Linked DNA regions of Mus musculus: regions 1 and 3 are each linked to region 2. A link is a loop called in an ENCODE intact Hi-C map of the cell type or tissue named here. Cell type or tissue: heart. All regions are shown on one strand. Links, peaks and the distances in the headings refer to the core of each region. The heading gives the core; the rest is flanking DNA. Region 1 overlaps Aco2 (aconitase 2, mitochondrial). Region 2 has its middle 21 kb from the start of Tef. Region 3 overlaps Aco2 (aconitase 2, mitochondrial).

What was found. Hi-C counts contacts between places; a loop is a spot of excess contacts. Peaks named below come from ENCODE experiments on the same cell type or tissue, not always from the same donor. Only the 100,000 strongest peaks of a DNase experiment are listed, where the experiment ranks them.
Region 1: it touches region 2 in a loop (5-fold over the local background); 32 of 42 quality-filtered maps call a loop at or near these places.
Region 3: a loop joins it to region 2, with 7 times the contacts of the local background. A loop is called at or near these places in 34 of 42 quality-filtered maps.

Annotation. Positions count from the first base shown.
Region 1 is chr15:81,900,174-81,910,051 of GRCm38, forward strand. It overlaps Aco2 (aconitase 2, mitochondrial), which reads left to right. Exons shown (of 18, transcript NM_080633.2): 5 at 3,303-3,461; 6 at 3,683-3,833; 7 at 4,590-4,694; 8 at 5,679-5,770; 9 at 7,253-7,358; 10 at 9,317-9,474; 11 at 9,669-9,742. Among named protein-coding and RNA genes, the nearest start is that of Polr3h, 21 kb to the right of the region's middle. In heart, for the core only: CTCF peaks have their summits at 4,977 (motif pointing left) and 8,793 (motif pointing left); a DNase peak (open chromatin) is centred at 3,822.
Region 2 is chr15:81,827,024-81,836,901 of GRCm38, forward strand. No RefSeq gene overlaps it. Among named protein-coding and RNA genes, the nearest start is that of Tef, 21 kb to the left of the region's middle. In heart, for the core only: CTCF peaks have their summits at 4,561 (motif pointing right) and 4,770; DNase peaks (open chromatin) are centred at 4,618, 5,388, 7,308, 8,408 and 2 weaker places; H3K4me3 peaks cover 638 bases; H3K27ac peaks cover 1,552 bases.
Region 3 is chr15:81,913,610-81,923,487 of GRCm38, forward strand. It overlaps Aco2 (aconitase 2, mitochondrial), which reads left to right. Exons shown (of 18, transcript NM_080633.2): 16 at 71-203; 17 at 629-750; 18 at 1,019-1,528. The coding sequence ends at 1,153. It overlaps Polr3h (polymerase (RNA) III (DNA directed) polypeptide H), which reads right to left. Exons shown (of 6, transcript NM_030229.4): 2 at 8,800-8,896; 3 at 5,066-5,152; 4 at 4,659-4,722; 5 at 3,591-3,792; 6 at 1,421-3,056. The coding sequence ends at 3,003. Among named protein-coding and RNA genes, the nearest start is that of Polr3h, 7.7 kb to the right of the region's middle. In heart, for the core only: CTCF peaks have their summits at 4,229 (motif pointing left) and 4,440; DNase peaks (open chromatin) are centred at 2,242, 3,792, 4,212, 4,512 and 2 weaker places.

The DNA of each region.
Region 1 (9,878 bases), core at 1,083-9,082, 74 kb after region 2:
ATCCCTGCCCAGACCACTGCTTAGTTCCTGCACAGTGGAACTCTGCAGGATGGAAGTACTGAAAGGGAACACCAAACTGGTGTTTATTTCAGAAGATAATTCGGTCCATAAAGCCATGTTTAGTAGGCACACCTGTAATCCCAGCATTCAAGAGGCTGCAGCAAGAGGTTGTTGTGAGCTTGAGGGCATCCTAGGCTACAAAGCTGAGTTCTAAAGAGCCTGACCTACAATGTGAAACCCTTTCTCAAAGAGATGAAAGTCAGCCAGGCAGGGGAACACACACCTTTTGTCCCAAAATAGGGGGTGGGGGGCTGAGGCTGGTAGATCTTTGTGAGTTCAAGGCCAGACTGGACTACATATTAAGACCTTGACTCAAAAAAAAAAAAAAAAGTTGTTGCATGTGTGTGTATGAGGGAGGTACAGCCTTCCTTCCATTAAAGGCAACTGTTGAGGACTAGCCTGGTTCGTGTCTATTAGCCATCCTTCCTGTATGTGTGGGATCTGTTCTGCACTTCCAGGATGGCTCTTCTCCCTACTCCATCCCAGGCCTTGATACTGCTTCCTTCTAGAGGAGCTGAGCCAGGCTGACTGTGCTTAGGTCCCTGGCTATGCCCATCTCTGAAACCAGAGCCAAGAATGGATTGCTGCATTGTCCTTTAGGACAGATCTGCCAGGGTTGCACATCTCTGAGGACCAGAGTGTCTCTCTGCAATGGGGCAGAAAGGCACATAGACCTATCCTTGGTTAGCCTGTTGATATGGAGAACACCCCAATCCAGGTATCCCCAATTCCATTTTAGGTCACAGGCTTAGGCCACTTTGGCAGCTCTTATGCCAAAATGTGGGGCTGTGAGTGGTGGCCTGCTCTTTGTCACCTATTAAGCATTCAGCATGACTCTTAAAAAACATTTCCAGGAACCATGTGTTTTAATCACTGTACTATTACTGTGAAGAGACACTGTGACCAATGCAACTATTATAAGAAAACATTTAACTGGGGCTGGTTTACAGCTTCAGAGGTTTAGTCCGTTTTCATCATGGCAGGAAGCATGGCAGCGTGTAGGCAGGTGCTGGAGCGGCAGCTGAGATCTACATTGTGATCCCTAGACAGATCAAGACTCTGGGCTTGGCATGGGCTTTTGAAATCTCAAAGGCCACCTACCTCAGTGACACACTTCCTCTAACAAGGCCACACCTCCTGATCCTTTTAATCTTTGCAAATGGTGCCACTTACTGGTGACTAGCACTGAAACGTATGAGCCTCTGGGGGCTATTATTATCCAAACCATCACACCGTGTGTGTCTCGTGGCTTTACTTTTCTGTCCCTCAGTGTCAAGCTGTCAGCAGCTTGCATTCAGATGGAGCCCCGTCCCTTGCCCTGTTGGTCTGGCAGACCCAGCTCCTCTGCAGCTTAGCTCTCTAATCTGCCTGTTTCATCTCCCTGGTCTTCCCACACCCTGCACTCAGGTCCAGGTGAGCTGCTCTGGCCACTTGGAGTTTTGTTCCCAGCATATGCTCAGTACTTTTCCACTATGTAATGAGCTATGTAGGCACAGGGATTGTGTCACTGAGGATTAGGTGACTACAGAATTGGGCCTCAGTGTTTGTATGTGTTGTGTATGTAGATGGTTGAATTCCTAATGTGATGTTATAAATGTTAGTCTAGCGTAACATACACTTTTCTGCTGGGTGTATGATGGTACATGCCTATAATTTCAGCATTTAGGAGCTGAAGGAGGAGGTTCCCAATTCAGGACCCTGTCTCATAACAAACAGACAAACAAAATATGCTTCTCAACTCTTAGCCCATATTTACCTAGCAGCATTCATAGATTGGTGAGGTCATTGTTCCAGCTGGTTCATTGTGGTGCTAGACACTGCCAACACTAGACAGTTTACTCGAGGCTGAGAGGCTGTAGACCTTAGATCTACATTAACCTCTCCTCCTGGACGGTAACTACATGTGTGGCTGCACCATGCTCACCACCATGAATTCTGTGTTACTCACCTTCATGAGTTATTTCTTAACCTGTGGCTCTTTAGGGATTGCTACTCCCACATCTTTGCATATGGCTGAGACAAGTGACAGGGAGGGAAATGAAGAGTGGTACTGGCCAGCTCTGTCCATCTAGATGCCACCATTGAAGGAAGGTGTCAGCCCTTCTAGCCTTCTCCATCTCCAAGGGATGAAGGCCCTTCATGCCATGCTAATAAGTCCATGGGTAGATGCCTCACTTCTGTGGAGACATGGGTGTCTGTGATAGCCTAGCAACCCTGTCCACATTCAGTGCTGATAGTTTGTAGAGCCTTTCACATCTCTCCTCACCCTTGTTCTTCCTAGTGTCCAGGAGTGGGCTAATTTCCCCAGGCAGATGAGCTGAACCCCAGGTGAAGGATCTTCTTGCAAAATAATAAAATATTGCCTATATATGGATGACATGATATCTGTCATTCAGTCATCACAGTGGTCTAGCGAGATGACAGCTGTTAGTATAGGAGACGAAGATGAAGCCTTGAGAGGTTAAGTGTATTGCCCAAGACCTAACAAAAACAAGGCAGGGTGGGGAGGCAAAAGCCTGGCACACTTAGCCCAGAAGGACCTTCCCGTGAATCTAGCACCTTGGAGGGACCTGAACCATGGGTAGAACTGATGTGGGTTACTGCCCCTGCTTTCTTACCCAGTGTTCTAGAAAGCATTCATACCCTGGCCTTCACAGCTTGGAGAGTCTTTTGGTAGAGCAGCCCTGCCGAACAGGCCAAGTGATGCCTCCAGGGTATGAAGGCCTGGGAGGCAGGCTGTGTACTACTCAGACACTGGAGAGCTCCTGGCATCTCGGTGCTTATTTAAATACCCTGTGGGACAGTTCCTGACAGAACAGTCTACCCTGATTAGAAGCCTGGAAGGCGGACCACTTACCCTGGGCAGTTTACATCATAGGTCTGTCAGGAGCTCTTTCCAGGCTCATCACGGGGCACATTCTGACGTGCCAGTCTGTCCACTTCTTCCCACGTCGTGAGGTTAAGATGACCTGAGTACTTTACATGAGGAGACTGAGGCACGGGGAGGCAGTTACAGACCCAAGTCACACAGTAGAAACTATTAAAGCTATGCATGAGCCGGGCCACCTGGATATGTAGATGTAGTCTAACTGAGGCTGCCCGTACCCCATACTTGAAGAATACCTGGGCATGGCTGGGTGGTCTGGTGTCAGTGGGGGTAGTTCTATGTATCCTTTTTTTGGGGTCCAACTTCAATTCTGTTCTGAAGACTTCTAAGCTTAAGATCTTTGGTTCTTTTTCAGATCATTCTAGAAAACTATGCATACCCTGGAGTTCTTCTGATCGGCACTGATTCGCACACCCCCAATGGTGGTGGCCTGGGAGGCATCTGCATTGGAGTAGGGGGTGCTGATGCTGTGGATGTCATGGCTGGGATCCCCTGGGAGCTGAAGTGTCCCAAGGTGAGGGGAAGGGAAAAACTTGTTCTAGCCTAGCTAGAAGGGAGGCTGGTGGGAATACATAAGGAACTGTGGGTATGGGATGGAAGAGCCAGGCTAGATTCTCTTTTGTGAGGAGTAGGACTGAAGAAGAATACAAGGGAATATAAGCTCCATTACGTGATTCCTCCTTGGATGTGGTGTGTGGTGTGTAGTGCCTGTACTTGTCTAGCCCACTGTTTCAGGTGATCGGTGTGAAGCTGACAGGCTCCCTCTCTGGTTGGACCTCACCCAAAGATGTGATCCTGAAAGTGGCAGGTATCCTCACGGTGAAAGGTGGCACAGGTGCTATTGTGGAATACCACGGACCCGGTGTCGATTCCATCTCCTGCACTGGTGAGGATGGCAGCCCCACAGTGTCTCTACCTCCGAGCTTCAGCTCATGGACCTGAAGCAGTAGTTAAGGTGGTCTTCCCCTGAGGCGGTCCCAACAGTGTGGGCTGAGAATAGATACGCAGAGGTGGGGGTCAGGCTAGAAACAACCTGCTGAACTGATGGAACAACTGAAAACTACTGTAAAATCCCAGCACCAGGGAGGCAGAGGCAGGCAGATGTGAGTTCAAGATCAGCCTGGTCTACAGAGTGAGTTCCAGGACAGCCAGGGCTACACAGAGAAACCCTGTCTTGAAAAAAAAAACCAAAATCCTCCTGAGTTCAAGCAGTCCTCATATCTGTATTTCATATGTTCTATACCTAATTTATTTCATTGTTATTGTTCAGACTCCAAGAATTACTTACGTAGGACCCTGGTGTGACTGAGAGGGCAGAATTCCAGGCAGACAGACTTGAGATGTAAATCCAGTGCCAGCATTTACTTCTTTATAATCGCTAAGCAGTAGTGGCCATGTCCATGATCAATACACAAGGGCTATATGCTCTGCATAGCAGGAAAGCTAGAGTTGTGCTGTGAGTGCTGAGGTCTCTTCTCTGGCATGGGCTTTGGGGGAGGGATACTTGTTGCTACTAGGTGGCCTTGTAGGCCAGGAAGGAAGCGATGCAGCTCGTTGTATGAGAGCTATGTGCACTCCTGGCAGGTACTAGGGCCCACACCTAGGGCCTAGTAGCCTCATGCTTTGGGCTGTTTCTCCGCAGGCATGGCAACTATCTGCAACATGGGTGCAGAAATTGGGGCCACTACGTCAGTGTTCCCATACAACCACAGGATGAAAAAGTACCTGAGCAAGACAGGCCGAACAGGTGAGCTCCTAGGGCAGGGTGAGCACACAGCCATACTGTATGCCTATCCTGAAGGCATGTGTATTTAGCCTGGTATCCCTAGGCTGGCTGCCATGCAGAGGCCCAGAAGTCCCTGCAGGTAGATGACAAGGTAGGTGTGTGTGACTGCTTCTAATTATGTCTTCAGCCTCTGAAAGGCTCTGGCATCCAAATTATCCCTGCTGCAGGTTGTCCATGTGAGCTTCACAGGAAAAGGTGGCTAAATTCTGCTCTTTTCTTGCCTAATCCCCAGCGCCCCCTACAGGAAGCTCTGGAAGTGACATGGGTCTCTTCTGTATAACTGCTCTCTGATTGAGGGAACTTCCCAGCTTCCCCCAGCAACTTTCAAGTTTCTCATAGGTTTCTTTGATGCTCAAACAAGGAAATAAAGGGCTAGGACTTGGTAAGGCAGGAGAGTGTAGGCGAATGGGTAGATACTGCAGGTTAGAGGCCCTGGGAAGCTGAAAGCCGCCCAAGTCCTACCCGGACTACCCTCATCTCTTTTTATCCAGTGACTTGTTAAAAATTCTGCTCCTTACCAGTGAGTGGTGGCACACACCTTTAAACCTAGCCCTGAGGAGGCAAAGGCAGGTAGATCTCTGAATTCAAGGCCAACATGGTGTACAGAGTGAGTTCCAGGGCAGCCAGGGCTACACAGAGAAACTCTATTGCGGGCAAAACTTTTTGATTCTCAGACACTATGTGGTAGAGTGTGCTTATAATCCCAGTACTTTTCCATATCGTGTGTTTCTTATGTCTTCTCATTCTCGGCTCACTGACAGCCTCTTCAAGAGGCTGAGCTCCTGGTGGGCAGGGGCAGCATTTTGGGCTGTTGGATTTGTCCCTCTGTTGACTTAGTTACTGCCTGGAACCTGCTATTTGGTAAGTGGCAGGTATCTGGCTCAGGCGTACAAATAAAGTCTTAAAACCAGTTTCTGCTTCATTCTCTTCCCTTGTGGATTCCAGACATTGCCAACCTAGCAGAAGAATTCAAGGATCACTTAGTGCCTGATCCTGGCTGCCAGTATGACCAAGTGATTGAAATTAACCTCAATGAGGTGAGCGGAGAAGTAGAGTTTGGGGGACTGCTGAGGGTGGGGCTTTTATTTTTTGGCACTAGGCAGGATGGTAGGGGAGCAAGTCCTATCAGCACATCTAGCAAGGCAGTTGGCCCTTTATTCCTAGGGCCTAAATCAGGCAGGAGTTGGGGACAGACAGAAGGACATGACATTCAGCCATAGGGAAAGCAAGTCTGACATGAGTGTCCATTTGCCACTCCAAAACTTTAGTGGAGGCCAAGCTCTCGCCCTGGGGGCTCACTTTGAGTTCTTAGGACAAGCTGCAATGAGTTGGCATCCTGACACCTGCAGGACAGGTATTCAGCGAGCTAAGGAAGGGCTCTAGAGCAAACAGAAGCCAGGCTGTTCATGCCAGTCTTGGCTCTATGGATCTGTGCTAGCTGACCTGCCTCTGTAGGCATCCTTTTCCTAAGGGGGGTGTGAGTGGCATGGGTTAGTTCATGGAGTAAGAGTCTGGTGTGTTGGTGTTTGTGTGCCAGGCACTCTGCTGTGCATGTCATATTTGTTAGTCATTCCTCATAAAAAAGCGTATGCTGTGGCCTGTCTGTCGCAAGATTCCAGTAGGAACGTTTATGGTCTCTCCCAACCCTTGGTACTAGATTTGAACTCTAGGCAAGCACATCTGTGTCCCCAGCCCTCTTTGTTGTTGTTTGGTTGGGTGATTTTTAGTTGTTGTTGTTTTTGAGACAGGGTTTCTCTGTGTAGCCCTGGCTATTCTGGAACTTGCTCTGTAGACCAGGCTGGCCTCAACCCAGAGATGGCCTGCCTCTGCCTCCTGAGTGTTGGGATTAAAGGCATGCGCCACCAATGCCCAGCTATGTCTTCTTTTTAAGAAGGTCTCACTAAGTTTCTTGTGCTCTCCTTGAACTTTGTTAACTAACCCAGGTGGACTTTACCTGGCAGTCCCCTGCCTCAGCCTCTCAAGTAGCTGAAATTCAGTCCTCACCATCAGGCCCAGTTCCTTCAAAAGCAATGTAGTTTCAGAGATAATGGACTCGTGAGGCAGGTGGCTCAGATTGTTTCTGTACCTCTGTCATCTCCTTGTGACCTGAAGGAGGCCCGTCACTCTACCCTTCAGTTCCTGTGTGTACCATGTTGAATTGAGACAGCCTGACTGGGGGACTCAAGTGCTGGGCGACCCCAACCTATTGCCCACTTGTCTCCCATGACAAAGTTTGAGCCCTGAGGACAGAAGACAGTTCCTTCTATAGATATGAGAGGATCTTAGCTGGGCAGTGGTGGCGGACACCTTTAGCCCCAGCACTTGGGAGGCAAAAGCAGGCGGATTTCTTGAGTTCGAGGCCAGGCTGGTCTACATAGTGAGTTCCAGGACAGCCAAGGCTACACAGAGAAACCCTGTCTCAGAAAAAAAGGAAAAAAAAAAGAAATGGGAGAATCTGTGAAGAGCATCCATCCCCACTCTACTTCTTGTCTCTCTGCTCCTTGACCCTGTCTTTTCAGCTAAAGCCACATATCAATGGGCCCTTTACCCCTGACTTGGCTCACCCAGTGGCAGATGTGGGGACTGTGGCAGAGAAGGAAGGCTGGCCTCTGGACATCAGAGTAGGTGAGTGCCTTCCACTTTATGGGTTAATAGGTACCTGGGGACAGTCACATTCATGGTACTTCTTGAGGTCTCTGGTTATTGAGATATTACCTGTGCTTGGGATAGAAAGAATGCATGCTTATTGTACTTCACATGGAGTTTTAAAATACCTCTAACTCTGACTTTTAGCCAGAAATAGCCTTTGAGAACATTCCTGTGTTACTGTATACATGAACATGCACATCTCTATGTAAATGTACTTTTTGTTTGTTTGTTTTGTTTTTCTGTGTAGCCGTGGCTGTCTTGGAACTCACTCTGGAGACCAGGCTGGCCTCGAACTCAGAAATCCACCTGCCTCTGCCTCCCGAGTGCTGGGATTAAAGGCGTGTGCCACCACTGCACGGCCTGTAAATCTACTTTGGTACATTTACACAGATCATGCGCCATGCTGCTGTCTGCACACGTCACACATGCAGACACACTGGCACACTGCTACTGTAGTTCAGCCTGAGTGTCCGTCCAGAGCATTCACAGCCTCCCGCCTGTAGTCACACCGGGGCCTGGTGTGAACCCTCCAAACATTCGAGCACTCACACTCTCATGCTGTCACTGACTCAAACATCTGAGCACTCACACTCTCATGCTGTCGCTGACTCAACAATGTCAACAAGATTGAGAAGCGGGAGTGCTAAGAGTCGCCAGATAGAGCACTACACTTGGGTTCTGGATAAACAAAAGGAGGTCATTTTCAGTATAAATATGCATGTGCCTCCTGCTAATACATGTTCTCAATTAAGAAGGGGAACTTCAAAAAGCAAGTCTTGAACTCAGGACTTCTGGAAGAGCAGTCAGTGCTCTTAACCACTGAGCCATCTCTCCAGCCCTTAACAAGGATTTTAAAAGATCTTTGTTGCTCTGATTAGAAAGCAAACAGAAAGCTGGACAGTGGTGGTGCCTATCTTTAATGCCAGCACTTGGGAGGCAGAGGCAAGTTCGAGGCCAGCCTGGTCTACCGAGCGAATTCCAGGACAACAAGGGCTACTCAAAGAAACCCTGCTCAAAAAAAACAAAACAACAACAACAAAAAACAAAATAAAAAATAAAACAAGCAGAAAACAAAAATATCCTAGAAAATATAATAGAACTATCCTATCAGCTTCCATTAAGCAATATTCGTTATGAATGTGTTAGCATTAGCCTTAAAGTAGGGCACATGCTTATCATCCTAGCATTCAGATGGGTGAGGCAGGAAGATCAAGATCAGGTGTTCAACTTCAACCTGTGCTACGTGAAACCTGCCTCATAAACAAACAAACAAACAAACAAATAAGGTGGGCTGGAGAGATGGCTCAGTGGTTAAGAGCACTGACTGCTCTTCTGAAGGTTCTGAGTTCAAATCCCAGCAACCACATGGTGGCTCATAACCATCCGTAACAAGATCTGGCGCCCTCTTCTGGAGTGTCTGAAGACAGCTCCAGTGTACTTATTTATAATAATAAATAAATCTTTTAAGGAAAAAAAAAAAGGTAAAGCCCTGGGCAGTAGTGGCACACGCCTTTAATTCCAACACCTGGGAAGCAAAGGCAGGTGGATCTCTGAGTTCAAGGCCAGCCTGGTCTACAGAGTGAGTTCCAGGTCAGCCAGGGAAGGCTATACAGAGAAACCCTGTCTCGAAAAAAAAACAAAAAAGAAAGAAAGAAAGAAAGAAAGAAAGAAAGAAAAGCCTTTGGGGTTTTATGTGTACTTATACATTGGAATAAAGTTTGTGCGAAATGGATATAGTATGACCTGTGTTGAGTGCCATGGTCAGTGACTGTGAATGACTGGGTTATGAGTAGCCTTCTTTATTGCTGATATTTAGGTTGCTTCCAACATGTCTATTAGAAATAATCTGTCCCAGATCAGTTGATCTCTTTGTGCCAGGTCAGATGGAGATTTCTGGTTCCTCTCCCCTGACCTTTGACCCTACCATATACCAGGTTTGATTGGCAGCTGCACCAATTCAAGCTATGAGGACATGGGACGATCAGCAGCTGTGGCTAAGCAGGCATTGGCCCACGGACTCAAGTGCAAGTCCCAGTTCACCATCACCCCAGGCTCTGAGCAGATCCGTGCCACTATTGAGCGGGATGGCTATGTGAGTGTTCACGTGCCCCTGCCCCTCGCTTCCCATCATGCCTGCTGATGTGTGTTTCAGGATGGAACAAGCTATGGACTGTTGGGCTAAGGCAATGCAGGCATAGCCTTTCATGCTCCAGGCTGCTGCCTTACCCATTGCCATCAGCATTGTACCTGGCCCTGACAGTTTTCTGTCTTCTTTATCCTCTGTAGGCACAGATCTTAAGGGATGTGGGTGGAATCGTTTTGGCCAATGCCTGTGGCCCTTGCATCGGCCAGTGGGACAGGTAAGCAGTGCATCCTGAGAGAGCAGCCTCTGCTCCTTGGTAAATAGTGGAGACTCCAGCCGGAGCCAGAGAAGGTTCCAGCACTGCTACACATTAGCAGTCCTTGTCAGACGTGGACGGGCACGCAGAGAGCCCT
Region 2 (9,878 bases), core at 660-8,659:
AGTTCTAGAACAGCCAAAAAAATCTGATCTGCAAATTAAACACTGAGAAACTCACAATCCTCCTGTGTACTGGGAATAACAGGTGTTGCTTTTTTTTTTTTTTCTGAGACAGGGTTTTTTCCATGTAGCTCTGGTTGTCCTGGAACTCACTCTGTAGACCAGGCTGGCCTTGAACTCAGAAATCCTCCTGCCTCTGCCTCCCAAGTGCTGGGATTAAAGGCGTGCGCCACCACTGCCCTGTAAGGTGTTGCATTTTTTAATCAATACATAACTTTTAACTATATATACATGTCTGTATGTGGATATATGCTTAAGTGCAGAGGCCTGTGGAGACCTGAAGAGGCATTGGATCCTTTGTAACTGCAGTTACAGGTGATTGTGAACTGGCTGAGCTGAGTGGTGGAAACAGAGCTCAGGCCTTCTGCAAGAGCACTAAGAACTCTTTGTTTGTTTGTTTGTTTTTCAAGTCAGAGTTTCTTTGTGTAGCCCTGGCTGTCCTGGAACTTGCTTTGTAAACCAAGATGATGGCCTGGAACTTGGAGATCCATTTGCCTCCCAATTCTCTTTATACTTTATAGCTCAGGCTCTTAACCACTGGTCCACCTCTTTGACCACATTCAGCCAGAAGCCTTTCTTTAAAATGGTGATCCAGGCAGCAGCAGGCCCTGGGGCACTCTATAAACCTCTGCTTGCCTTCCACTGGTTGTGTGTACTCCAGGCTGACTTTTAGGGGTCCTGGCTGGTGAGGGGAAAGATCTTTAGACCTTGGTCTGCTGCTTCCAGCTGTGCTGCCTCTCAGCACGTGAAGTACCTCACTGTTCTGTTACACTACCTCAGAACACTCTAGAATGGACATCCTTGTTTAAAGAGGAAGAAATACTGAGCATTGCATGGTGATGCACATCTTTAGTCTCAGTGCTTGGGAAGCAGAGACAGGGCAATCTCTTAAATTTGAGGCCAGCCTGGTCTAAGTCTACATAGTGAACTCCGGGACAGCCCAGCCAAGACTATGTAGAGACCCTGTCTCAAAAAAAAAAAAAAAAAAAAAAAAAAAAAAAGACGGAGGAGGAAGAGGAGAAGGGAAGGAAGGAGAAGAAGAGAAAAAGAAATCAGGATCGAGCAGGCCGTGGTGGTGCAGGCCTTTAATCCCAGCACTCGGGAGGCAGAGGCAGGCGGATTTCTGAGTTCCAGGACAGCCTGGTCTACAGAGTGAGTTCCAGGACAGCCAGGGCTATACAGAGAAACCCTGTCTCGAAAAAACCAAAAAAAAAAAAAAAAAAAAAAAAAAGAGAGAGAGAGAGAGATCAGGATCGATCAATCACACACACACACACACACACACACACCCATGCTGAAAAGAACATTACAGAAGTAGGTGAGGCTCAGAACAACTTAAGGTATCACCCACCCACTCTCAGAGCAGAGATGCAAACTTGGGATGAACAGCAGCCCAGGTCCTGTGCCTTCATAATCTCAGGTCTCGTTGACTTCTGAACCCTCACAGCTTTCACCATTACCTCCTTACCCAGGGTGCCAGGGTGCCTGGCCCTGCCTTGCTGACAGCAGACTCCACCCTCCAACTCCCTTTGGCTACCAGAAGTCAGTCAAAGTAGCCAAAACCAGATCTGGTGTCTCCCCATGGACTGCTGAGCCTCCCTGCCTCCCTGGCAGAAGTGGCGAGAAGACTGATGCCCACACAAGAGGAGGCTGCTGCCTGACCCTGTCTCACACTTGCATGAATGGCTCCCCAACCCTGGGTTCATATCCTGATGATCGAGACCGATTGCCAACTTAACCGGATCTACAATCACCCAGGAGGCAAAGCTCCTGGCACACCTGTGTGCAGGCACCTAGACTAAGTTGGCACCAGGGCATACATGTGAGGATAATCTAGATTAGATTAATTGAAGTGGAAGACTCAGCTGAGGGCAGCACCTTCTCAGGGGTTAGGTTCTTGGTCTAAAAATAAACAGGTAAAAAATGAAGGGCCGACAATATGACTCAGCAGTTAAAAGTGCTTTGAGCTAAACCTGATAGCCTGAGTTCCATTCCCCTGGAACCCGCATGGTGGAAGACCAGAGTGACTCCTGAAAGTTGTCCTCTGACCTCACACCCACACTTACCCTTCCCCTAATAAATAAGTATAAAAGAATAAGATCTGGTCTTTGTTTGCTTGGTTTTGTTTTGAGACAGGGCTCTGGCTGTCCTGGAACTATGTAGATCAGGCTGGCCTTAACTCCTGGCCTTCTGAGTGCTGGGATTAAAGGCATAGGGCCACCTCAGCAAGATCTGCTGTCTTGGTGCTCCCGTATGGGAGGGTTAAGGAGGGATATTACACCCCACACCTGTGCCCCCTCCCAGCTGTCACTCTGCCCTAGCTACACATGGGACAGGACCTTCACAGTGACATTGTTTACAAACAGCTGAGGTCCAAAAAGGAAAGTGATTCCCATGAGAGCAAAGCATTTCTTCACCCACAACCTCCTTGATCCTGCCCACCTCTCTGGGTCTGTGACCTCAAGTCCCGAAGCTCATTCTCTAATAAACCATTCTTACTAGACTAATGTCTCCTGGGGGTTGCTAGCATGTAGTGTCTGTGGTCAAGGGGCACCTATACAGCTGTATGGAACTCAGCACCCATGGGGGGGAGCTTTTTTGGTGATGGCAGCTATCTGTGTGTGTGTGTGTGTGTGTGTGTGTGTGTGTGTGTGTTGTGTATACACATTTCTGAGGCAGGGTCTCACTATCTAATCCTGCCTTGTATCTGGTCTTTACTTCTTTGTGGGTTCTTTTTTCCTCTGTTTATCCCCCCTAGTTTCACCCCCTAACACTGGATAGGAGAGAAGGATAGATGAGAGAGGAAGGGGAGGAGGGAGAGGGAAGGAGGAAGAGAGAGAATGAATCTAATTTCTTTTGTTTCTTTGAGCACAAATACTAAAACTGCAGGCAACCCCTCCTGTACAACCAACAGCCTCCCACTACACCTTCCAGGATCCTAGCATTTATATTCTCCTCTGAAAAGTCCCCAGAGTTACAAAATCATACAATCTCAGAAACTGTCTGCAGCTGGCAAAACCACGCCTCTGGTAGAGTGCAGGCAAATCACAGTCAGCTGCTGTGGACGCCCGAAGCAGCACCACATCACTACACCTGGGATTAAAATGAAGGCACACATTCTTACACTATATGTGTTAAAAAAAAAAAAAAGAAAGAAAAAAGGAAGGAAGAAAGAGAAAGAAAGAAAAAGAAAGGAAGAAAGAAAGAAAAAAAAGAAAAGAAAGAAAGAAAGAAAGAAAGAAAGAAAGAAAGAAAGAGAAAGAAAGAAAGAAAATTCCAGATTTCTCACAAATGCCACTACACTGGCTGGCCTGTTCCTCTGTATGTAGACCAGGCTGGCCTTGTACCAGAGCTCTACCTGACTCTGCCTCCTACATACTTGGATCAAAGTAGTGTGCCACCATATCTGACTCATTCATTTTCTTCCTTAAATTACTACAATTAGCCGGGCAGTGGTGGCACATGCCTTTGATCCCAGCACTTGGGAGGCAGAGGCAGGGGGATTTCTGAGTTCGAGGCTAGCCTGGTCTACAGTGAGTTCCAGGACAGCTAGGCCTACACAGAGAAACTCTTGTCTTGAAAAACCAAAAAAAAAAAAAAAAAAAAAAAATTTACTGCATTTATCTATTCTCCCTGTGTGTATGCACGTGAGTGCACACCCACACACGCACACCACAGTGCACACGTCACAAGACTCCACCATGTGAGTCCCAGGGACTGAGCCCAGGGCATCAGGCTTAGTGGAAAGAGCCTCCACCTACTGAGCCACCACTCCCTTCCCACCTTTTTAAATTTTCCTTTCTCTCTCCTTTTTCTTTTGTTGTTTTCATTTTGGTTTCAAGACAGGGTTTTTCTGATTTGCTCAGACTGCTCCTGAACCTGTAGGCTCAAACAATCCTCCTGCCTCAGCCTCCTATATAGCAGCTAGGATTGTATGTGCAGGTAGGTACCTTCCCTCCCATTTCTCTTCACAGAGAAGCTGTTGATGCCCTGATTCAGCTCACAGCCTGATCCTATCCAACAACAACCCTTCCAGTTCTCAAATGCAGCCGTTTCCCGCCATCCCACCAGCCTCTCCAGGCCAGCTGCATTTTTCTGCCTGAATACGCAGCGTTCTCCCAATTCCCGATGTGTCCGTTCTTCCCGCAGCAGCTTTGTATCCATCTAGCATGCCCAGTGGCTCCGATTTCCCCAGAGCCAAACCTGAGCACACACCCAAAGCCCCACAAAGTCCAGCTTCCTGTTCTCCCTGGTACATAGGGTCAAAGTCTTTGACCAGGTGCACGTCCCGCGTCGCAGCACCTACTGTTCTCTGCGCTGTCTGGAGAGGCTTCTGCAGACCTCCTTAGACTCATGCTTTTCTTGGCGCCTGACCTGCCTGTACCTGGCTCATTGTTACCGACTGCCTGACAGGACCCACAAGGGAGCTGCCACCGGAATCCCAGCACAAGGCCTTGTGGTCTCAATGCCATTCCACCAGTAGGTGGCGGGCGATTCAGGCACATTCAGAGCAGTGACCTAGGGTTCTTCTGCTTGGGGACTTGTCCTCAGGGTAAAGCCTCCGGACAGACCTTCTGTGCCAGATGGCGCTGTGGAGCACCAGCTGTTCCACTCTGCACTGCTGGCCTTCCGACGGCTGTAGTGCATAAGGTCTAGGGATATCCACAGACCCGGGAGAGCGAGGGGATCGACAGCCACAGACTGAACTTTTAGGCTCTGGATGAGAGGCTCAGCCTGAGGCTTTACCCTCTTTTCCCCAGAACTCTGAATACAATTGACAAGGCTGGCACGGAGCCTGGATTTCCCCATCTGTCAAAAGGAATGATAAATGTGAGCAAGGACTGTGGGTTGCTGAAGTGGCCGGCTTTGTTATAACTGAGGCTGAGGGGCGTTTGTTTTTTTTTTTGTTTTTTTTTTTTTTTTTTGGTTTTTCGAGACAGGGTTTCTCTGTATAGCTCTGGCTGTCCTGGAACTCACTTTGTAGACCAGGCTGGCCTCGAACTCAGAAATCCGCCTGCCTCTGCCTCCCGAGTGCTGGGATTAAAGGCGTGCGCCACCACGCACTGAGGGGTGTTCTCAGGTGAGGACTCTATACAGACAGGCAAGCAGTAGGTAGACAGGAAATTCAGGTGCTTAATGTCCTGCTGTCAAATAGGAAGTCTCTGGGGCCTCCCCTGCCCTGAGGCCTGTGGTCTGAAATATTCATGCATCTTCAGGGGTGTGTGTGTGTGTGTGTGTGTGTGTGTGTGTGTGTATCAAGGCCTAAGAGTAAATGTGTACCTACCTCCAGGATCCCTCTCACTTTGGCAGAAGGCCACGAACCAAGAGATGAGGGAATCTCCTCCTCATGCCAGGAGGCCCAGAACCAAATGAGCAACTCAGTCAGGAGTGTGGCAGTACCCTTGAAGAGGGCTGGACACCCCACTTGTACTGTTCCCAGCCCCATCCATTTTGACTCGAATAATCTCTCTCCCTCTTGCGACAGTTCTTCCTTATCTGGATGATATTTACATGTGTTTACATTCAGACTCTTGCAGGTGTTTCCTCCTAAGCCAGCATAACACTGATTCTCAACCCTGGCCCCTAAACAAGGAGACTGTGTGAACCTGCTTGGGGGTTGGGGGTTGGAAGCAGGGGCTGAGGGGGTGAGGGAGTGATGGAGAAGGTTATTTCCCTATGTTCAGAGTCAGGCTAGCTGAATTTCTGAACATTCATCAAACATTTATGTGTAAACGGTGATCTGTTTCATTCTCAGAATAATCCTTTAAGCCATGTGTGTGTGTGTGTGTGTGTGTGTAACTGAACTCAAGGCAGTAAACATGATAGGTATGTGTTCTACCACTGAGCTACACACCCAACCCCCTTTTGAAGTATTTTCTACCCACTTTACAGATGAGAACACTGAGAATTCCGTGGTTAAAAGCACAAACTGCTCTTGCAGAGGATTTGAATTCGGTTCCCAGCATCCACATCAACTGGGAGAGCTCGGACATCTGAGGTCTCTGTGGACATTTTCTTGTGTTTACCTCCACATACATAGGCACATACATAATTAAAAACAATAAACACCTTATTTTTAAAAGAGAAAAATCAGGATCCCAAGGATTCACACAGGGAGTTGGCTTTAAACCCCAGCCCTGGGGACCTTCTTGCTGACACACTGCAGTGTGGAGCTAGAGAAGGGGCCTAGGATCCTTCTCTTTTGGGCTTCTGCCCATCTGCTAGGAAATAAATATGCCTGCTCTTTTGGTTCAAGGGATAATATGTCCCTTGGGGAGATGAAAGGGAGTGGGCTGTTAGCAGGAGGTAGAAAGGTTCCCAGAGTTTTGGGGACTCTAAGCATATATAGGGCTCTGTAGTTCTCAGAGCATCCTGAACCATTTGCCAGAAGTGAGTCCTCAGGGGTATGTAGAGCCTGAGGCCCTCATCCTTCGCACGAAGTGTCAAGGCTACTCCCCTGACCCCAGATGTCTCCTGGAGGCCCTGTCAGCATTGTACTCTCCTTCATATCCCCATAACCTCTAGACTTCTAAGCCTTGGGGACAAGGACCAGGTTGGAGTCCCAGGATCCACAACTGGACTGTTAAAGTTTCCCAGCAGTGTTTACAGAGAGACAAAGAAGCTGGCGCTGTCCAAACACTCCTAGTTGTCAGGACATAAGCTTGGTGTTTCTCGGGTGTGTTCCCAAGCAGTCTTTCCCAGCCCCTCTGGAACTACATTTTGGTAACTCCACTGTGCAAGTAACAGTGGCACAGAGCAGTCCAGCTGAGAAATGCCATGGGCAGGATTCACACTGAGGTCTGTCTAGGTCCAGAGTCTATGCCTTACCTTCTTGCTGCTCTAAATTGAACTGTTAAGAGGCAATGGTGGATCAAACCTTTGATCCCAGCACTCAGGAGGCAGAGGCAAGTGGATGTCTGTGAGTTGGAGGCCAGCCTGGTCTACACAGCTAGGTCCTTATCTTTAAAAAAAACAAAAAGAAAACCAAAGTCAGCTTGGGTAGCTGCTCCAAGAGAGCCTCCCTGATGACTGTCAGCCCTGGCCTTGGGATCTCGGATTCCCCTCTACTCTCTGGGTTTTAGGTTCCTCCTGGAGACTCAAGCAGCTCCTTCTCATGAGACCCATCTGTTTACCTGGGCAGGCCTGGATTTTGTGACTACAAACACTGAGCACTGGCCTGGCTTCCCCATGGCCTCTCAGGAGCCTGAAGGGTGCCTGCCAAGCCTACGTACTAATTTGAGATGTTGGGAACAGGACAGGGAGTGTGAGGTGGGGTAAGCTGAGGGGAGGGTGGGGAGCTGGCCAAGGTCTGAGAGTTTAAAAATACATCCTGTCAGCTAGAGCCTGGTCTCCTAGGGCCTAGTGACATCACAGGGGCACAGGATGTCCCTGGCAGAGGCTGGAAATAGCAGAGAGGGGACATGGCAGGGGGAGGAGCTGAGGGGCTTCTGAGCTACCCCTTTCTGTGCCTGGAAGCTGTGTTTGCAGACATCACCTGTCTAGGGTCAAAAGGGGTCACCAGTCACATTCCTCAAGAGATTCCGAACTGCATCTGAAAAAAAAAATGGGGACCAGGGAGATTGTGCCTGAGACCCCACTTGGAGAGAGATGGGAGTCCCTGGACACAAGCTAGCGAGTCTGGCTTAGCATTTGTGATCCTGGAAGTCTGCTGGGCATGGGTGAGAGGAGCATTAGTTGGCAGAGAGCCTCCCTCCCCTCAGTGGAGGGCTGAGGCAGACTCCCAGAGCAGATGCTCATTCAGCCTTTGATGTGACTGATGGGCTATCAGAGCCACACACCCCCCCCAACCCCCCCAACCCCCCCCCCCCGTCCCCCGTCCCTGCTCCTCACTCCCAGCAGCAGGAGCGGCTAGGTCGGGAGTAGCGCTGTCAATGTTATAGATGACACCAAGACCCAGGGTGGACAGAGTGGCCTGCTCCAAGCCAGACCCCCAAGCACATCACGGATGGCTAGGATGGGATCTGGCCTTCCTAGTTCAGTAGCTAGTGAGAAAGGAACCAGCTCTATCGCCAAGATGGACCTTAGGGGTGAGAAAGAGGCTGGAGTTCACCTCTCCCTCTTCCCCTCCTGCCCCTGCTGTGCTCTGAACAAAGTCCAGCCCATCATCTGACCAAGATTCTCCTCAGGGCAGCCTCCTCTCTCTTGAATCTGCACCCATAAGCCTCAGCCTCACCAGGAGCTCCCAGATCTCTGAAGTGATTGCTGATTCAGGCCTCTGAACAGTTACTTGTACTGCCTCTGCTGTGTGGCTTGACCTCACCTGTCTCTGCCCAGGAACCTTCTAGCAGGCTTTAGCCCTGAGCCACCACTGCGCCGTCAGACCACAGTCATGATAATGGCAGTGATTATTGCTATGGTTTTTCTCTTCCTGGGCCAACCTTTTCTTAATAGCTGTACCCTCATTTTTATTCATCTCTCCAATCCTGGTGTCAATGTCTAACCAATGCCAGGATAAAGGAATTAAATTGGGTCTTGAGTCCGCCGCATTCTGGAACGGGCTTTGTTCGAGTCTCATGTCCTCTCCAAACCTGATAAATGGGGGCAAGGTCCAGGTCCAGGCTGGGGTTGGCTGTATCTAGTAGTAAGCATTAAAGGGCTGGGGACTGAAAGGTCAAGACTGGCTGTTCCTGGCCCCATCTGTCCTCCATCTATCTATCACATGCTCTCTGCCCCGACTTTCCACCCACCTCATAAAATCAATGCAGCCTCAATCCCCGGCCTGCCCCTCCTACCTGACTTGGTTCCCAAACTTTATAAACTCTGGGGAGAGTTTATAAAGAGACAGTTTGGAGAGAGACACTTTGGAGGTAAACAGACTCTCGTGGGTTCAGTGGCCAGCCTGGGATGTCTAACGACTGACTGTTAGAAAACAAAGCAAAATCAAACCAAACTCTGAGAACCCAGAACCTCAGCTTTTGCTAAGGTGACCCGTGTATAAGTGCGCGCGCTGAGGTTTCGGGGTGGGGTGGGGGGTGACTGTTGTGGAAACCTGGATCCAGCAGTGTTGAGCAGCCTTGCAGTGACTGCAACCCTGCTTTAGGGGCGCCTCCCTGGGGCAGCACAGAAGTAGAGGACGATGCCCTGATCAAGAGAGAAAATGCAGTCTGTAATCCGCCACGGTCTTGCCCCACCCCACCCCCACCCCCACTTCCTTCTTTTCCAGGAGTGAGGGTCTGTGCCAGCCCTGGCACCCGCAGAACCGGCTCTAGGCTGCAGGGCCCAGATAAATATCCTCAAGGCGGATCTCATCCTCATCGCAAGGAGGCCGCAGGAATCGAACTGTGGCCTGGCAGGGAGTGGGGGTGGGGCGTGGAGCTGAGGCCGAGGACCTCATGCGCAGGTACTCCTGAAACACCGACTCCACTCCTCTGTCCTAGCATCCCAGCTACCCTCCTCCCTCCCTAAATCCCTACTCATGCTCCTCCCTCTTCAGGCCCTGGACACGGAGGCCAGCACGGCGGGCGCCGAGGGGGCTGTGTAGTCACGCGCAGGGAACAGCAGGCTATTCATAGGAGGACGTCCCCGCCTGCCCGGCCCTCGACTCGCCTTACATAACCCTCCTTTCCTTCTTCCTCCTGTGCGCTCTGCGGGGCGGGGGAGTAGCGCTGGGAGCCTCCTGCTTTCTCTGACAGCCCCCAGGGAAGTGAAGCACACCCCGCGCCAATGGGCGTGGTTGGCCAGGTCCACAGAGGTGGGTGAAACCCCCCCTACCCCAACTTGGGGCCTTGGCTTCTCTAATTGGAGGTACCCTGCTTAGGAACTTTCTTTTACAACCACTCCACCGTGTCAGAGAAGCTCAA
Region 3 (9,878 bases), core at 1,069-9,068, 87 kb after region 2:
TACCTCACCACCACCAAGCCCTCAGGCAGCACCCTCCGCTGCCTCACTCCTTGTCCCTGTTGCCTGACAGAAACATGGCATCAGGTGGGTGGTGATTGGAGATGAGAACTATGGTGAGGGCTCAAGCCGGGAGCATGCAGCACTGGAGCCTCGCCACCTTGGGGGCCGGGCCATCATCACCAAGAGCTTCGCCAGGATCCACGGTGAGCCAGTCATCCCCATTGACAAGTGCTGCTCCTTCACTCAAGGCTCCAGGTCACTACTTTGCCATGGCTGACTTGGAGTCGGCCATATTTCATAGCCTGTCCCACCTACCCAAGGCCAAGGTGGCACTGCCCAAGTCTGATATCCATAACACTGGTCTTGGTTCTTAGTTTGTCAGTTGAAATCTAAGGGATGCAGCATGTACATCCAGACTAATGCAGACCTGCTTGGAGTGCTACTGTGGAAAAGGGTCACTGGCACACAGCAGGCTTGGGTGCTGGAGCCATGGCCTGCTTGCCCCACAGTAGGACTGGGGTTTCGGGTGGGGTCTGTCTCATATCCCTTGTGTTAGAGAAGAGTGCCTGGGGCTCCTGAGGAGCCTTGGGTAGAGGAACCACACTGCAACTTCATATTTGTCTAACAGAAACCAATCTAAAGAAGCAGGGCTTGCTGCCCCTCACCTTCGCTGACCCCTCCGACTATAACAAGATTCATCCAGTGGACAAGCTGACCATTCAAGGCCTGAAGGACTTTGCCCCTGGAAAGGTCAGGCTAGGAAGAGGGAAACAAACCTGGGATCTCTTGGGTGGGTGGGGTTGGGCAATCGCCTTGTTTCCTGTCCTGCTACACCCATTCATACAGCTCTTGTAAATCCGTGTTCCAGCTGAAAGCCAACCCAGACATGAGCCCTGGCCTGGCACTTAGTATCCAACAGCTTGCCTGATACAATCTTGGGTTTTAAGAGGCCCCAGTGAGGACTGTGTTCCTCGGAGCACCGTCTGCTCCCCAGCCCACACCCATTCTTCTATTGCAGCCTCTGAAGTGCGTCATCAAGCACCCCAATGGGACCCAGGAGACCATCCTCCTGAACCACACCTTCAACGAGACCCAGATCGAGTGGTTCCGTGCAGGCAGTGCCCTCAACAGGATGAAGGAGCTGCAGCAGTGAGGAGCCAGGCTGGCTGTCCTGACCCACTCTGGACCCTGCTGGATGTCACTTTTGTCACAGGTCCATGTGCATCATCAGAGCCTAATCTGGTCTGTGCAGCATGACCTCCTGCTCTAAGATGGTGACCAGACCTGCTTCCTGCCTAGCCTCAGCCCAGTGAACCACCATTGAGGGCGTTTAAGATAATGTTCCAGCCCCGCCTTCCTGTTCAGTTTGGTTTCTCTTTGAGCAGCCCATGCAACTGTATTTATTTTTGATGACAGCACTCCCTCTACAGAAGTTTTTATTCTGCCTGATCATTTCACTGGTGGCTGAAGGATTTTAGAGAAACTTGTTCTTAAAAGAAAAAAAAAAAGATCCATATCTATTAATGTTCTGCCTGAGTGATTGATGTCTACTATTACCAGCATGAGCTAATGGAGGGTTTTTCAAGCAAAGATTCCATCAGGCCTTGGTCACATCTGGACCCTGGTCACAAGTACCTGCAGTAGAGGAGAGCTTCAGAGACCAAGAGCTACCTCCTCTGTTCCCCCGGGGCTACAGTACTAGACCTGGTCTTTACCTTGAGAGTAGGCACAGCGCCTACCTTAAAAACAAAGCTGTTGTTGCTGCTGCTGCTGCTAGTGGCACACACTTTAATCCTGGCAGAGGCAGATGGGTCTGAGTTCAAGTCCAGTGTAGACTACAGAGTTAAAACAGCCTGAGAAGGAATCTGCCCCAGGACACAGCTAATAATCAAATGCTGCATGCTGTCTGCCCCTCTAGCCTCCGCAGCAGAGATGTGAGGAGACAGGCTCTCTCCATTAGGCTGCATCAGCTAAATCTCACATGTAAAGGCCCAGGCAGGCCATGGCAGTATGTCACAAAACAGTATTTATCACACAAGTGCCAGTGAGAAAGGGACAGTAGGACTAGACAGTCATCTGTGGACCTGGGGCTGCCCTCATGGTCAGCTGAGGCAGCAGCAGCCCCAGGCTTCCTATGAGTAGGCCTCCATCTCCACTTTCTAGACAGGGAGGGGTTTGGCTCATTTGGAAGGCTCTGCCTACCAGACTCTGGCAGTAAGGGTGCTGCTCGGTATTCTCACGTCAGCAGCAGCTGACAGCACCGACCCAAAACCCCCGTCCAGTGACCTTTACCTTTATCACACCGCCACTAGGTTCAGTACTCAGTCTGGTCCCATAAACAAAGATCTACTGCCTGTGGGCTTGGGAGAGGTCATCTCTAAATGGACCTTGGGGTGAGGCAGGACATGCTATCCCAGATTGACAATTCAGTGACCTTAGATGGTGATGTCAGCTAATGAAAAGGGGAGGTTCCTGCTCTGCCACCAGTATTTATTAAATGTATTCTGCGTCACTGAAAGCCAGAAGTTCATAGGATAGACTGGGCCTAGCTCAGTAGTACAACACCCACCTAACATGAAAGAGGCCCTGGGTTCCATCCTCAGCCCTGAAGAAATTACAAAAACCACCAAACAGTCCTTGTGATGGGGAAGCAGCTCCCCTGGGAGAATGCCTCCCTGGTGTGCACGAGTCCTGGGACCCATCCCTACCTTCCACATAGGCTCAAGGTGGCACTGCACACCTGGAATCCCAGCTGGAGGATCAGAAACTCCAGGCTACTCTATGCTATACAGCAAGTGAGAAGCCAGCCTGGATCCATGACACTCTGGAGACGATTCAGGGTGGCTCCAGACCAGAGAAGCAGTGCTGGGGAGGGAGAGGACAAGCACTTGTCACTGCTCCTGGTCCCACCAAGCTTGGCTCTGGAGAACACTCAAACTGCTCTCTACTTTCCCAAGTCTGGACAGGGTCTTCAGGCTGGGCAGTCACTGTGAGCTCCAGGGCTAGTTGCTCGTCCACCAGGAGAGAAGGCCTAGTCCTGGCTCACTGATAGATCCCTGCCAGAGACAGAAAAACAAACAAGTACACTCATCACTACTCAGAGCTGGACTGCCCGGGACACGAGGGACTAGTACCCTACCCTGTTCAGCACCTAGCAGGCCCAGCACAGCAAAGGAAGGTCAGGGTTCACAACAGCTAGGAGGCTATGGAGAGACTGGGAGCCATACCACCATTTCTGCCCTAGCTCGCCAGGGTTTTAGAAAAGAGACTCCAAAGCCTTAAGTGGGATCAGGTAATCTTTCCTCAACCCCAGACTTGTCTTTCTGAGCTCCCAAAGTTGCCCAGAGGGAGCAGCCTGAGAAACACTTGGAGCCCTGCTCCAGCCTCAGCTTTGATCTCTCTAGCCTTAAAGATCATGATACCCAAAATTTCACCTTGCCTGCCCATCATCTACAGCAACCTTGTCACCTCATGGTCCCAGCCCTCAAAAGCAGACTAGTGTGACTGGCAGATGACATTCACAAGAGACCTGACCTGCTAAAAGGGTTCTAGGAATGAAACCTCAAAAAAGCAGTCTCCTGTCAGCTTACCACAAGTGTATATGGTGCTTCCTTCTTGGGCAGCTCCTCGCTTGAAGAGGCAGCCTCGGCGGAACTGGGTCCTGTGGGGGATGTGTCCACAAAGCTCTCATCCACCACCCTGAAGCGGATCTCCTCCCCAGTGTCCATGTACAGGTCATGCGCTCCTTCCTCCGTCTCGTACTCCCACACCCACACTTGCTCCGCTTCATCACTGGGGTCCAGCGTCAAGGCCACAATCGTGTCATGGGAGTACATGAGGCTGAGGGGTCTCTGAAGCACTTACCCAAGTTAAAACCAACCCTAGGTTGAGACTCTGTGCTAGGAAATGCAGTGAACGCTGCTTCTGCCCCTTGGAGAGGAGCCAGTTTGTACCAGGACCCAAGATGAGAATGACAGTCCCGCATCTAGAAGTGAGAATTGTCTGGGTGCCCTGCACTTCTGTTAGTCCTAATCTAACTAATCTAACAGGCAGGCAGATCGTGGGCTTGCCCTGGTCTCAAGATGAGAGGCAGGTTTGACTGCCGCCTGCCTGAGGAGGAGGAGAGACAACAGAGCAGGGCCACAGTCTCTGCAGGCCTGGGTGAGAGGAGAGGCTGAGCACCTGCCCTACTCCTCCCCATACCCTACAGAGCCATGCTGCCCTCTAGTGGCACACTGCATTCTCCATGTCTGCCGAGAACCATGAGTGCAGTTGTCACATACCACCTGAGCCCCTCCTGGGACCAGTGACATTCCCATTAAAACAGTCCCAGAACTGGGGTGAAAACAAACAGCTCTGTACTCTACCCCACATGCTGGGAAATGGAGGCAACCAGCCAGGGTGAAGCTGCTGGGGACATCTGAACCGACTCCTGCAGAGACAGCCTGAGTAAAGTGACTAGGGGTGACAAGAGCCCCAAAGATATGTACAGCTCTATTACCCAGCCTGTCAGACATGGGCATGTGGATACCATGGTCAGAACTGGAAGCAGAGGTGGCCTGGGGTTTCACACCAGCACCACCAGCAGTGGCAGATCACAGAGCTGCCAGGGTCACCACAGGCTGTCCACTTGCCTCAAATCATACTTGAGAGGATACAACTTGGCAGGCTGCTGCAGTGACTCAGGGGGGATGAGAATGTCATCAAAGAACCCTAAAGAGACTGGAAGAAATGATGACATGAGATGGGGTCTCTTTCCTGTGTGGCCCAGGTGTCCCCTCCTCCCTCAAAGTCGCAATTCTGTATCTATACTACCCACATGTGCTGAGCAGCCCCGGGCAGCTCCCAGTCCTGAGCTCCAGCCTTCCCAGCTCACTGCATATAGAGACCACAGGGACTAGAGCCTGTCACCTCCACCAGCTCAGCACCTATCTCAGCCCCTAAGCTGTGGCCTTACTCCATCCTTGAGAACATGAGGGGATGAGGCACCCCTCGTCTGGCGCTACAACATCTACTGCCCACCCCACTGTGCTCCAGCCTTACCCCAGGGGTCAGGGCACCTTACCGTGCACACCCTCTGGGCTGCAGCCTTTGATCTTCCCAATGAGGATCTCATCCAGGAAGGGGTGAAACACCACGTAGCGGAAATGGACTAGAGAAGAAGGCCACACGGTTAAGAGTCACGCCAGGTCTCCAAGAAGGCCGCAGAGCCTAGAGCTGCTCATATTCGCCAATGCCCACCTCACTTAGCCAGCACTTCACCTCGTGCTGAGTCTTCTTTCAGGCCTAGACCTGTCTGTCCACTAAGGCATGCAAGGTCACAGCTTGGTCCCCATAAGGAACCATCAGCAGCTGCTGCCCTGGAACTGAGGCTGGCTTCCAAATGCATCTTAGCCATACCTGAGCCTCAATCTGGGCCATCAGCCACTCCAAAGTCAATTCCAAACAACCTTCAGGCTGTCCTTCGCATTCCAAGAGGATAAAAAGGAAGTTCCTGTCTCCTGAGGCCTGAGCAAGCTGACCCTCAGCACAGAGCTGACCTGGGTTAGGATACTAAAAATGCCGAGGCTGCCTGCCTCGGCTGTGGTGAGGGCGACACATAGGTGACTTCATGGGTTCCTGCTCACTTGAACCCAAGGAAAATGCCAGCTGAAGCTGTGCCAACAGCAGAGGCCACACCTCACTGGCCCTCTCACCCAGGAAGATGCTCTCTGCCAGCAGACTGCCCATATGAGCCTCCTGTGACAGACACCGTATTCTACCACACAGAGGAAGAGGAGGCAGCTCAGGGGCTGTGTCCTGTTCCAACCACACAGTTCTGCCCACTCAGCCATGGATAGACTCTAAGGCAGCGGTGCTCAGCCTTCCTAATACAGTTCCTCATGCTGTGGTGACCCCAACCATAAAATCATTTCACTGCTACTTCATAACTGTAATTTTGCTCTGTTATGAATCCTAATGCAAGTATCTGATATTCAACCCACAAAGAGTTGTGACCACAAGCTGAGAATCGCAGACAAGGCCACCATGCTGAACGCACCTTCCTCAGACAGACCCACTACCAGCACTGGCTTCTACCAGGACTCCTTCAGTTGCCTAGCCTGCCAGCACCCATCTTAGGACATCAGGGCCTACCATGCCTGGCTCTGTCCAACTGCACTCTACCTTCGGTGAGGTGACAACCTGAACATGACCGAGGCTTCTGCTAAGTCTCGCCATGGGTGACTTACGCACAGGATGGAACACCGTGCCCTCCCTCCATAAGACCTAGCATTCAGCTCAAAGCTCCTGCCAGGCCCAAGCCCTGCTTAGCTGGGCATGTGCTGGGACAGCACAGCATTGAACCCAGGGCCCACAGCCTGACCACCATGTCTGAAAGCAAGCGGTGAGCACCTCAGGGTACACACAGTAGAACAACAGTCAGCCTCGAAAAGGAAGGCTGGGCCGGGCAGTGGTGGCGCACCCCTTTAATCCCAGCACTTGGGATGCAGAGGCAGGCAGGTTTCTGAGTTCAAGGCCAGCCTGGTCTACAGAGTGAGTTCCAGGACAGCCAGGGCTACACAGAGAAACCCTGTCTTTAAAAAAAAAAAAAAAAAAAAAAAGTAAAAAAAAAAGAAAAAACAAACAAATAAATAGATCAATAAATAAATAAATATTAAAAAAAAAAAGGAAGGCTGGAGCTGGGTATGATGGCGCATGCCTTTAATCCCAGAACCCTGGAATTAGAGCTCTGTGAGGTCGAAGCCAGCCTGGTGTACATAGTGGGTTACAGGACAGCCAGAGCTACACAGAGAAACCCTGTCTTAAAACAATAAAAGACTAGAGATGTGGCATGAGGCTCTTGAGTTTCCATCCCCAGGACTGTACTTCATTGCCCCCAGACTGCCCAGGGCATGTTTCATTGGCTTTTAGTTACCAGGCATAAAGCAAACAGATCCCAGGATGGGTGCTCCCCAACCCTTGGGGTGTGCTGTTTCTGTGAAAAGGACAAATTCCTGATTCCACTCACATGCGGCACTGGTCTGGTGAGCCAGAAAGCAGAAGAGGGCCAGCAAAAATGCTCAGGAATAAAGAGGCTTGCCCCAAGTCTGACCCTGAGTTTCTGAGGTTCCTGCAGTGCTCCATGGCCCTCCAAGGATTGTAGAGCCCGAGTGGCGCTCGCATGGTGTGATACAGTGTGCTTAGCTGCCCAGGCCCCATCCTAGGCTCAGAGCCAGAGTCAAACATGGGTCTTGTACTTGACATTTCCCACCAGGAGACAAGAAATGTAGGGGGAGCAGGGTGTTTGGGGCGATCCAATCCAATCCTGGAGAGCAAGTGCCAAACATTGCCAGTGTGAGGGCAGCACTGTTTCTGGCCTTCCTCAGGTTGGATACCTTCTAGCCCTTGCCTCTGGACAACAGGCTCTTGGCTTAGCTCACAGCGTTCTCTGAAAACAGAAGCCTTGCCCTTGGCCAAGTGCAGAGCCCAGCGTGGCTTGGCACTCCTCTCTGAGAACAGGGCTCCTCAGAGCGTTCTCCACTCTGGGCTCCCTTTTCTCCTCACGAGAATGCCTAGTCCACACAAAGACAGCCTGTTTCCTGGGGCTCAATTGATGAGTCGCAGAGTGCCCGCACAGACCCCATGCTATCTCCAAACACCCCAGGACACTCACCCACCTATCTCTGGGCTATGAAGATGGCCAACACAAAGACAAGGCTCACTGTGGCTTTTCTGTCTGTCACTTTGCTGGGCAGGCTGCGGATCTACACTGCTGTCCAGTGCCAGGAGAGAAAGCTACAGAGACGCCCTGGCCACAAGCTCCGCCCACCACTCCTGCAGGTTCTGCCCAGCAGATGCACGGACCTTTCGGTTTTACTGCATTTTCCCTCAACAAGGGGCAGAGTCTCATTCTCTAGCCCTTAGTTTTAGCCATGTGGCATCTTCTGGCCAATGGCATCCAGGTATGCTGAAGACATACTTAGGCACAGAACTTCAGACCAGCCCTGGCTAACTGCCCAGAGGACCACCACCCAAGCAGCCCACAGAACTAACAGAGACAAGGATCCCCACACTCCCTCAGTGCCAAGGCCCAGCTTGAGCTCAACTGTATTAATTCCTTAGTCCTCCAGGAAGCCCTCAAGTATAGACTCCACTGTCACTGTTGGATGGCTCAGGCTGGCCTGGGCTCCTGATGCTCCTATTCCTATATCCCAAGTGTTGGGATTACAGTCCTGCATCAGCATTCCTGCTCAGAGGCCTCACGCGTGCATTTGCGCAGGCCCTCGCACACATACATACCATAATACAGAGATCAGCGGGCACGGCTGCGCACTCAGTTCTCCAGATTGTGTAACAGGCACATTAGTTACCCCTGAGCCACTTGCTGGCCCCAAAGGACACTTTTAATCGCTGTGTCCTACCTCCCCTTTAGGTCCGTAGACCCAACTGGCCTGCTCTCCCCTGCTCTCTGCTCTCCAGGCACTAACAGCCGCAGCTTAGGGCCCTTGCCTAGCGGGCCATCTCACCACCAAGCAATGAGCAGTATGGGGGTGGCAGGTAGCAGGGGCACTAACTAGATCGAGCCCTAGGGACACACAGGCTGAACCACAATCTCAAACTGGTGGCTTTTACCTGTAGTCATCCACACTGATGTCTCACAGGTAAAGAAACTCAGGCCCAGAGAGGGCACGAGTGCCCAGTCACTGAAGTCAATTCCTTGAAGAGTTAGGACTGGGGCCCAGGTCTCCCACCACCTCAAGACGAATGGCAGCTTCATCTTTTGTTACAGAGAAACGAACCCCAAGAGAAAGCACTCACCTTTGGTGTGGGATGCTCCATCCCCTGGGAACACATAGGCGTCCTCCAGCTTGGTGATATCAAACAGACAGATGCAGAGTCCCACGTTGTATACGACCTGTGCACACATGCATGCAGTCACCCCAGGGCCCGGCTCCTCCGAAACCCTCAGGGTCACAAGCAAGCTCTGCGCATCCCTCTCACTAATGGACATAAGCTGAGACTGCAGGAGGTGACTGTGGCAGGGACCTCAGGATGCAGAACTCTGGAAAGAGCAGGGCCTGAGTGACAAGCCAGCTCTGCCTCCTCCCTGCGGGACCAGCAAGGACACTACTCTGCCTCTCAGCCTCAACTTTCCACGTTCAAATCTGAGACAGCAGCTAGAGCGTTAAGTGGATAGGATGGACATGAAGTTGACCGGTGGCCGGGTCAGACCACAATGACCAAGTTTACTGTCCCTGCTTAAGTTACACCTCCCAGGGGACTGGAGAGATGGCTCAGCGGTTAAGAGCACTGACTGCTCTTCCAAAGGTCCTGAGTTCAATTCCCAGCAACCACATGGTGGCTCACAACCATCCGTAATGAAATCTGATGCCCTCTTCTGGGATGTCTGATGACAGCTACAGTGTACTTACATATAATAAATAAATAAATAAATAAATAAATCTTTCTTTAAAAAAAGTTACACTTCCCAGTGTCCCAAAGTCTGATGACAGCTACAGTGTACTTACATATAATAAATAAATAAATAAATAAATCTTTCTTTAAAAAAAGTTACACATCCCAGTGTCCCAAAGTCTGTGCCCCAGATCACAGCCAGGAAGTGTTGAGAACTCCATCACTCTCACACCGCCTCAGACACACAGACAGGGATATGTGGCCAAAGCACTTCCGCAGACCAGAAGCCCACACAGCTTGGTGTTAACACACCCTGGTGTTCTAAATGACTTGGCTCAGTGTCTACATGTCTACCACCAATATTACCCCTAGCCACAGCCCTCACAAGAGCTGCTCAGGGACTAGAGCACTTCAGAGCTGGGGCAGAGCTCCCAGCAGTCGTCATCTGTGGAGGTTTCTCTCTCAGGATCCAGTGAACTGAC